Regions from separate parts of the Homo sapiens genome. Here all the other regions are linked to region 2. The links are chromatin contacts, found by Hi-C or POLR2A ChIA-PET in ENCODE. All regions are on one chromosome and are shown on one strand. The core of a region is the stretch at or near the end of the contact, and the rest is flanking DNA. Distances in the headings are between cores, read along the strand shown.

Evidence for each region. Hi-C counts contacts between places; a loop is a spot of excess contacts on that map. ChIA-PET counts read pairs that join two places held with the same protein, here RNA polymerase II (POLR2A). Pooled maps may share reads with other maps.
Region 1: a loop to region 2 is called in a pooled map, with 19 times the contacts of the local background. The contact joins the promoter of SUPT20H here to the promoter of BRCA2 in region 2. A Hi-C loop is called at or near these places in 5 of 50 pooled maps.
Region 3: a map of CD8-positive, alpha-beta T cell shows a loop between it and region 2 (12-fold over the local background). The contact joins the promoter of MTIF3 here to the promoter of BRCA2 in region 2. A Hi-C loop is called at or near these places in 2 of 168 maps with a recorded cell type or tissue (both CD8-positive, alpha-beta T cell) and 6 of 50 pooled maps. POLR2A ChIA-PET finds 5 or more read pairs at or near these places in 1 of 52 experiments (Panc1).

What each region holds. Positions count from the first base shown.
Region 1 is chr13:37,058,161-37,060,956 of GRCh38, reverse strand. It overlaps SUPT20H (SPT20 homolog, SAGA complex component), which reads left to right and starts at 1,269. Exons shown (of 26, transcript NM_001014286.3): 1 at 1,269-1,398. RefSeq lists a silencer at 1,098-1,357.
Region 2 is chr13:32,314,212-32,316,957 of GRCh38, reverse strand. It overlaps BRCA2 (BRCA2 DNA repair associated), which reads right to left and starts at 1,450. Exons shown (of 27, transcript NM_000059.4): 1 at 1,291-1,450; 2 at 431-536. The coding sequence starts at 497. It overlaps ZAR1L (zygote arrest 1 like), which reads left to right and starts at 1,595. Exons shown (of 6, transcript NM_001136571.2): 1 at 1,595-1,643; 2 at 2,408-2,628. RefSeq lists an enhancer at 791-1,060, a promoter at 1,169-1,665, a cis regulatory region at 1,994-2,060 and a silencer at 2,179-2,399.
Region 3 is chr13:27,449,264-27,451,963 of GRCh38, reverse strand. MTIF3 (mitochondrial translational initiation factor 3) reads left to right here and starts at 1,400. Exons shown (of 5, transcript NM_152912.5): 1 at 1,400-1,455. RefSeq lists enhancers at 966-1,025, 1,046-1,405, 1,249-2,163.

The DNA of each region.
Region 1 (2,796 bases), core at 20-2,519, 4.7 Mb before region 2:
TTCCACTATGTTTATACCCAAAAGAATTGAAAACAGGGACTCGAACAAATACTTGTATACAAATGTTCATATCATTGCTATTCACAATAGCCCGAAAGTGGAAACAACCCAAATGTCCATCAGTGGATGGACAGGTAAAACTGTGGCATCTAGGTACAGTGGAATAGTAGCCATAAAGAGACATGAAGTACCGATACATGCAACAAGGTGTACAAGGTGAACCTGCAAAAGATTATGCTACGAAGACAGACCAAAAGGTCACACATTCCATTTATATGAAATATCCGTAATAGGTACCACAGTTTGAAAGCTGATTGGCATTTGCCAGGGGCTGAGAGAGGGAGGAATGGGAGTAACCACTTAATGTGTTCGGATTTTATTTTGGAGTGTACTTTAATACACTTATAATGTGTGCAACCACTAACTCTAATTCCAAGACACTTTCATTCATTATGACCCTTGGCATTGTGAACGGCAAATAATAAATGCTCATTAAAAAGATTCACCCCAGGCCGTGCATGATGGCTCACGCCTGTAATCCCAGCACTTTGGGAGGCCAAGGCGGGTGGATCACTTGAGATGAGGAGTTCAAGAGCAGCCTGCCCAACATAGTGAAACAGTCTCTACTAAAAATACAAAAATTAGCCGGGTGTGGTGGTGCACGCCTATAATCCCAGCTACTCCGGAGACTGAGGCAGGGAGAATCGCTTGAACCCAGGAGGCAAAGGTTGCAGTTAGCTGAGATTTCTCCACTCCACTCCAGCCTGGGCGACAGAGCGAGACTCTGTCTGAAAAACAAACGAACAAACAAAACAAAACAGACCTTACAATGTGTGCTAGTAATGCGGTTTCTGAATTTTTAGAACCCTTCTCTGGGGTGGTTTTTTTAAAAACATAAACTCATTGGCAGTTGATATACTACAGAAGGTTGTACGCATTGGACTAGTAAATGTAGGTAACGGTGTCGCTGTTTTTCCATTTGTATGTGCTAAGCAAAGAGAAAAGCTAGTTCTATGTTTCTTCCACTCTAGAAATTCAACAGGGTCGTTTTTCCCCAAATTCACATCTACACCCTCCCTCCCACTTTGCGGACTCGGACTCCAGGATTGAGCAGAGATCCTGGGCCCCGCCTCCCGCCCGGACGCAAGTCTCTGCGGGCCTCACCGGCGTCCTGCGCGGAACGCAGCGCTCCAGGCTCCTGGCAGCGGCCCCGCCCTCCCGGCTCCTCCCCTTCCGCCCGCCTTCCCCGCCCCTCGGCCCAGCCTGCCAATCGGAAGTGCGGCCGCCGGAACTGGCTGTTGGTGGGGGTGCAGCACTGAGCCGCCGACGGGGCGGGTGGGCTTTGCTGCCGAGCAGGCGGCGCCGTCTTGGGGCCTAGCGGCGAGGCGACCCGCACAGGTGGGCGGTGGCGGTAGGTGGGTGGCCAGCGACTGGCAACGCGGTGGCTTAGACGCGCGAGATCCGGCCAGGGTCAGAGGTGAGCGGGCCGCATCCCAGAGCCCGCTGGAGGAAGACGGGGTCCCCAGAGACCCGGCAGGCCGGGGCGGAGGTTGAGGCAGCTAAACTCCAGGTGGACGCCTACATCGCCTTTCGCGGTGTTGCTAAGCCGAACTTTTAATTTTAGTTTGACTTTTGGGTTCCAGAGACGGGTATTTCCGGACACTGGCAAGAATTTTGCCTTGCGTGTCTTCGAAGGCGGTTTTCTTGGTGTCCATATTGCATAAAGGCTTGTCGCTCCTCTGTGGAGATGACGGTTGTACAGGTAAAGCCTAAGTTGTGACAAAAGCTCCTGCAATGGGAAGACTCTGGTCGATCAGGGAAATCAGTAGAATTGATAGCAACGCGTAGAATTGATAGCAACGCTTAGAATTGGATTAATTACTGGCCATGGTTACCCGGCGCTCAGAAATGAACTTGGAGAACAGTTGCCCTGGAAGCCATCTCCCGTAGCCACTGCGTAGTGGGGGCCGCGTCTTCTTGAGTGCAATTCATCAAAGTCTCTAGTAGGACTCAAAATATAAAGTGACGAGCAGGATTTTCGGAGTCGAGTACAGTGTACTTGGGTTGATCACCATGTTATAAAGTTAGATCCAAATTAAGAAATACATATTCGTCTCTGAGCAGAATTGGGTCCTTTTTTTAATTGCTTTGCTTTTTTTAAAGAAATGTAAAAACAGATGCCGGTTTGATTAGTTTGCAGGTTGTAATATTGGAAGGGACCTAAGATTGGACACAGAGTTCTGAATTCTGATCTAGGTCTGTGATGTTAGGAAAGTCAGTTGTTCTGATTGCCTTATTCTGTAAAACGGAAATGATAATGATTACAGTTTCCTCACAGGTTCTAGTAAATTCTGTGTATAGACAGAATGTTTGCTTTGTGAGAGATATGAAGTTATTAGTTTTTGTCTGAAGTACTTAAATAATTTAAAGTTAGTAAGCCCCCATCCCCAATTTAGTGACAAGAAATCTTAAAGTCATCACATTTTGTCCGAAAAGTACATAGTGTATCTTCATCTTCAAATTCAGTGGTCAGAAAATTTTCACGTTCACCTAAATTCAACTTAAACCTCCTACGAGCTTTTCAAGGGTAGGAGTAATATCTTACTCATTGTAAATGATCGTAAATCATTTACAGTTGTATGGTGCTTGTGTTTGTGTTGTATTAGGAGGTTAGTCCATTTTTTAAAGTTTCAGACGGAGTTTCACTCTTGTTGTCCAGGCTGGAGTGCAATGGGGCGATCCTGGCTCACTGCAACCTCTGCCTCCCAGTTCAAGCCATTCTCCTGCCTCAGCCTC
Region 2 (2,746 bases), core at 201-2,700:
CCAAAGTGCTGGGATTACAGGCGTGAGCCACCACGCCCAGCCTTAAATTCTTAGTTTTAAATTTCTAATATGGTAAGCTACATAAACAAAAGCACTCCGGGGGTCCTAGATCATTTTTAAGAGTATAAGGAGTACTGAAACCAAAAAGTTGGACAACTTCTGCCATAAAGTAACATTAATGCTTCTGATTTGTTAGTAATTGTTCCTACTGCTAGTCAAGGGGCCAGTTTCCTCTTTATCCACTAGACGTTCTATATTTATCATGTGGTTAACCTGCAAACGATGATTATGTTGTTAACTGGATTTATACACACATAAGGAACAGTTTATGGTTCTAAGCAACACTGTGACGTACTGGGTTTTTAGCAAGCATTTTTTAGAAAACACTTTCTCGGTGTAATTTATAAAGTTATATAAAATTTGTCAATACCTGCTTTGTTGCAGCGTGTCTTAAAAATTTCAAAAAATGTTGGCCTCTCTTTGGATCCAATAGGCATTTTTACCTACGATATTCCTCCAATGCTTGGTAAATAAGTCTGCAAAACAGAAGACCAAAATGCACTTACACAGGGATGCATTCCTTATTATGTGACTGAGGTAAAACTCAGAAGCGCTGGAAAATTTGTTTGAATTCTAATTCAGTCCCATCTCCTGGAACGGTAACAGCTTACTGTGAGGATGGGAACATTTTACAGCTGTGCTGTCCAAACCGGTGCCACTAGCCACATTAAGCACTCGAAACGTGGCTAGTGCGACTAGAGAAGAGGATTTTCATACGATTTAGTTTCAATCACGCTAACCAGTGACGCGTGGCTAGTGGGGACAGAGGGCTCCAGTTAGAGACCAACGCCGCCTGGTAATTCCCATCAGCATGTCTTCGGAATACAGCAATTACCAGGGGCTTAAGTAAGGCAAATACAGCGTGCCCAGCAGCTGTAAAACACTTCCCCAAAACAGCAATATTCCGTTAAAGTGATCGTGTTTCCAAGAAATTTCAGATGGCGTCATCTGGGACAGCTGGGAGGGAAGTTAAGTCTTGAGCTGAAGGCGGAGCCCAAAGGCCGGGCCGGAGGCGGGAAATGGAGACCCAGGGAAGGGGCGGGGCTCGAATTTGCTTGGCGAAAATCTGCCTTCGGGCAAGGACCTTTCTCTCAGGCATGGGTGGGGGTTGGCAGAGACAAAAGGGCAAGAAGCCGCGGCAGCGACCCGGGGCGTGAGGCGCTCCCCCGCCACGCTGGACTGGGACTGCGGAAGACGCGCTCGTCCCAACCCACTACCACCACCACTAACCCGCTCCAGAGGTGCAGTTCTTTTTTGGCCGGAGTAAGCTGACAAAAACCGCGCCGGTCACAAATCTGTCCCCTCACGCTTCTCCCGGCGGCGACCCACCGCCGCAAAAGACACCCGAGGCGCAGCAGAGGCGCAGCAGTGCCACAGCGGCTCCGCCTCTGCCGCCTAGTTTCAGAAGCTCGCGCCACAAGCCCGCGCTGGCCACGTGACGCCGTGACGCGACACGCAGCACACGCACCACCCGGAAGTCAGGCCTGGGTGGGCCGCTGCGGGTATTTCTCAGTGTGGCGAAAGGAAATTCCTTGTCAGGCATCCCAACCGTCAGTATCTGACCGAATAAAGCGGGAGCTGGAGTGTGTGTTCTCTTCTCGCTGACCCTTAAGAGTCCCAGGCCACCCTGCTTGGAGGGGCCGCCCCTATGCCTACTCCAAGTCCCCCATCCCTTTCTTTTTGCTCCAGCTCATGTTTGGGTGGGCGCCCTCGGGACACGACCTGGGACCTATGAAATACCTTTGTTCTGACCTTAAAAGGGATGTTCTCTCAAGACCTGTTCCCCAAAGCGAGCCGATCTTACAAAAGCTTAGAGTGGTCGGTGTGTGGTTGTGGATGACTTCACTTAGTGGTAGTGGGCGGGGCTGTTATTTGAAATCAGAGGATTTTAGTTCCAGTAGCTGTTCTGCTATTGGGTAGCAGGTGTTCAAGACCTCCGAGCCCGTTTCCTTGCTTGAAAAATTGTGAAACCCATCTTAACTCGCTCATGAAGTGTGAGGTACCTTGCTCCGCAGGGCTTGGTAGTATCTTTTGCTTTTTTTTTTGAGACGGAGTTTCGCTCTTGTGGCCCGGGCTGGTGTGCAATGGCGCAATCTCCGCTCACCGCAACTTCCGCCTCCAGGGATCAAGTGGTTCTCCTGCCTCAGCCTCCCGAGTAGCTGGGAATACAGGCATGGGCCACCACGCACGGCTAACTTTGCATTTTTAAGTAGAGACGGGGTTTCTCCGTTGTTGGTCAGTCTGGTCTCAACCTCCCGACCTCAGGTGATCTGCCTGCCTCGGCCTCCCAAAGCGCTGGGATTACAGGCATGAGCCACCACACCCGGCCCATCTTTTGCATTCTTAGGATTCGGATCACCTGTCTTCCTCGCAGGCTGAACTGGAAGACCTGACTTCATCTCCGAATTCGTTGGTTCTGTAACATGCCTAATACAAGGCTGAATAGGGTTTGTTGTAAGACCTACAAAACCTTCAAATGGATTCAGTGAGAGTTGCTCCCATGGGGGCCTTGCTGCTTCCAGAAGGTGCTTGAGCAGTAAACAGAAGCAACCTTGGATTAGGAAAAGGGTGGGCTCCGCTTGGTTCCTTAGGGACCATTTTAGTTTGATAATCAGTAATCCTTAGTTGTAGAAGGAGGCCTTACTAATGCAGATAGATTCTAAAGCTTTTGCTCTAAGTCTAATTC
Region 3 (2,700 bases), core at 151-2,650, 4.9 Mb after region 2:
TGTTTTCATGGACTCGTACTGTTTACTGTTTCTCTCACTACTTCAGTCTAGCAATGCAAGGAACATTTAAAGTTTGCCTGGGTTTGGGGTTTTTTGGCTTTTTTATTCTTGATTCTGCTACTAGTTGTGCGACCTTGGGCAAATTTGTTTCAGTTCCCTCATCTGTAAAATGGGTAATAATAATAATTGGCTCATAAGGTTGTCCTGAAGATTGAATAACTTGAGATATGTTCAGTGCGTAGAACAGTGTCTGGCACATAGGCAAAAGCAATCACAAATGTGGGCAATTATAATTGCTGAGCACCTAACTTTTCCCAGGTATTGTGCTACTCAGTCTGTCCCCGAATCTACGTCACACAAAATATCTTGGCATTGAGAAATAATTTTGATAGAATAAAATGAATCCTTAATTCTTCTTGATTAACTTGGAAATGGCCAAGATGCACACCTGGACTTTCGGTCTCACACAAGAGTTGTTTCATTACCTCCCTATTTTAACAGTGAGCGTCGAGCTACCAGCAGCTAAAAAGGAAATGGAGATTTCGTCTTTGCTCCCAAAGAACTATTTAAAGCTTTAGTAGTTGTGTCATCTGTAATAAAAGACGTAATGCTGACTCAAGGAGTTAATGAGAAATAAGACAACGCCTTCCAGTGGACAAGTAGCCAATAAATGTTAGTTTTTCTTCGTACCAGGAATCCAAACATTCCAGGTATGAAGCCAGATTAGGTGGCTTCACGACTGTGGACTCGCAGTCTGCCCTTGAGGAATTTCTTATTGAAGAAGAAAAAGAGGGGGGACACGGGGCCCAGACCCCCAGCACCCGGCTTTCGAGCAGGCTCCACGGGTCCGGGTCCGGGTCCGTTTTCCCTTTCGCCAGCTGGGGCCCCGTTCGAACCTCTCCCAACTACAACGCGGAGGCTCCGACGCCCCGGCCCCAGCTTTGTTTTGCCTCCGGGAGCCGCGCGCCACCGGGGACCCGCGGGGAGCCGTTCTCACTCCGAAGCTGTCTGCTCACCTGCAAATCGGAGACAGCGCCCTTTCACTTACGATCCTTATAAAAGACGCTTATAAAACATTTTATTCAGTGTTACATTAAAAAGACGTTTATGAAAGCAATTTATAAAGCCCTAGTGGGAGACCGAGATTGGTGTTAATGTAACTGGAGTAAGGGCTGCTCCGATTGCTGCAGAAATTCGACATTAGCCTTCACCGCACCTGCGGAGCAGCGGGAGCCAGGTGAGCAGCAATTTCCCCTCAGGGACTTCCTCCGCGTTCTCCGCATTTTCTGTCGGCGGAACTGAATCCCAACAGTAGAAAAACGTGGCTCCGCCCATCACCTTTCCTTTAAAGGACGCGGGGTGAAGCCCCGCCCACTACGGAGAGCGAAGGGGACTCGCCGCAGATCCGCTGTACTTGCGTCCGCTACAGTATGTCAATCGCTTGCCCCAGCACAGGTAATGCTAAATATGAGGCGTGCGGAGCGGTGCGCGGACCGGCATCGGGAGGGCGTGGCCTTAGGGGGCGCCCCTGTGGAGGAGGCACCCGGAAGGTCAGGGCTACCCCGTCCCGCCGGTACCGAGGGCGGAGAGGCTCCGCAGGTCCTGCTGCGGAGTCGGAGGGTTCTGCCGGGCTGTAAAGCCATTTTCAGCGAGGCCGCTGCACGAACTTCCGAGGGATGTTAGACCTAGAGTTGCCGCCAGCCCCACTGAGCTTTTCTAGTTCCGTCCCGACATGCGCGCCCTCGTTTGTGCGCACGCACGCACGCAGTACGTCGCTACGTCCCGTCTCTAGCCCTGGCGCTCCGCCGGTCCCGTTCTGCAGGTGGGCGTCGCCGCCGACTTACCAACAACCGGGTCGGGGGCTCCCGGAAGTGCTCTTGCGGCTTACTGCCTGGCACAGGTGGGGCAGAGCGAGCCAGGCGAAGGGCGCCTGCGCAGGACATGCTGGACAAATGCGTTGTTCTTGCTGCCTGCTGTTGCGGGAGGAGGCCTTATGGGGGAAGGTCGCGAAGTGACTGGGATTTTTTTTCTCATTTGTCATTTAGTGGGCTCCGTGGCTTAAGACTTGAACCAAGTAAACGAAGTTCTCTTACTGAGAAGTCTCAGTTTCAAGTACGTGTTGTGAAAGGCCTAAGTCTTAGAAAAGTAGAGGATGGAGAGAAGAATCTGAAAATCGACTACTATTCATTCTGTCAGGCACAACACAGTAACGAATAAGTCCATTTTGTTCCTGCTTCGTAGAGTTTACGGTCTAGTGATGGAGAACAGCAGTGCTAAGATCATCACAAAACTGTAATTGTAATGAATGTTTTAAAGGAAAGGTCAACTGGACTGTAGAAGCATTCAGTGTTAAGCTCAGTAAATTGGGGGAGGGATGGGAGAACTGGCTTAGTTTGGAAGGTAATCAGAAGAATGCGCTAAGGATCTGGCGTTTCCTAAACCAAGGACGAGAGTACTGTATTTCAAAAACCGAATGGCCAGTGTGGCCTAGGCATAAAGAAGAAACTGGAGAGGTGGGAAGGGCCTTTTGGCCTGGCGAAGGTGTAGATCTTTAATCTCGGGGCAGTTTTATTTAAGGTGAGGAAGGTCCTGGGTGTAGTGACCGCAGTGCAGTGGGAACTGGTTGCCAGGGCTCAAGCCGAGTTAGGAGACTGGCAGGAATCCAAACGAGGTGGTCGATGTTTTAAACTGACGGTGGTG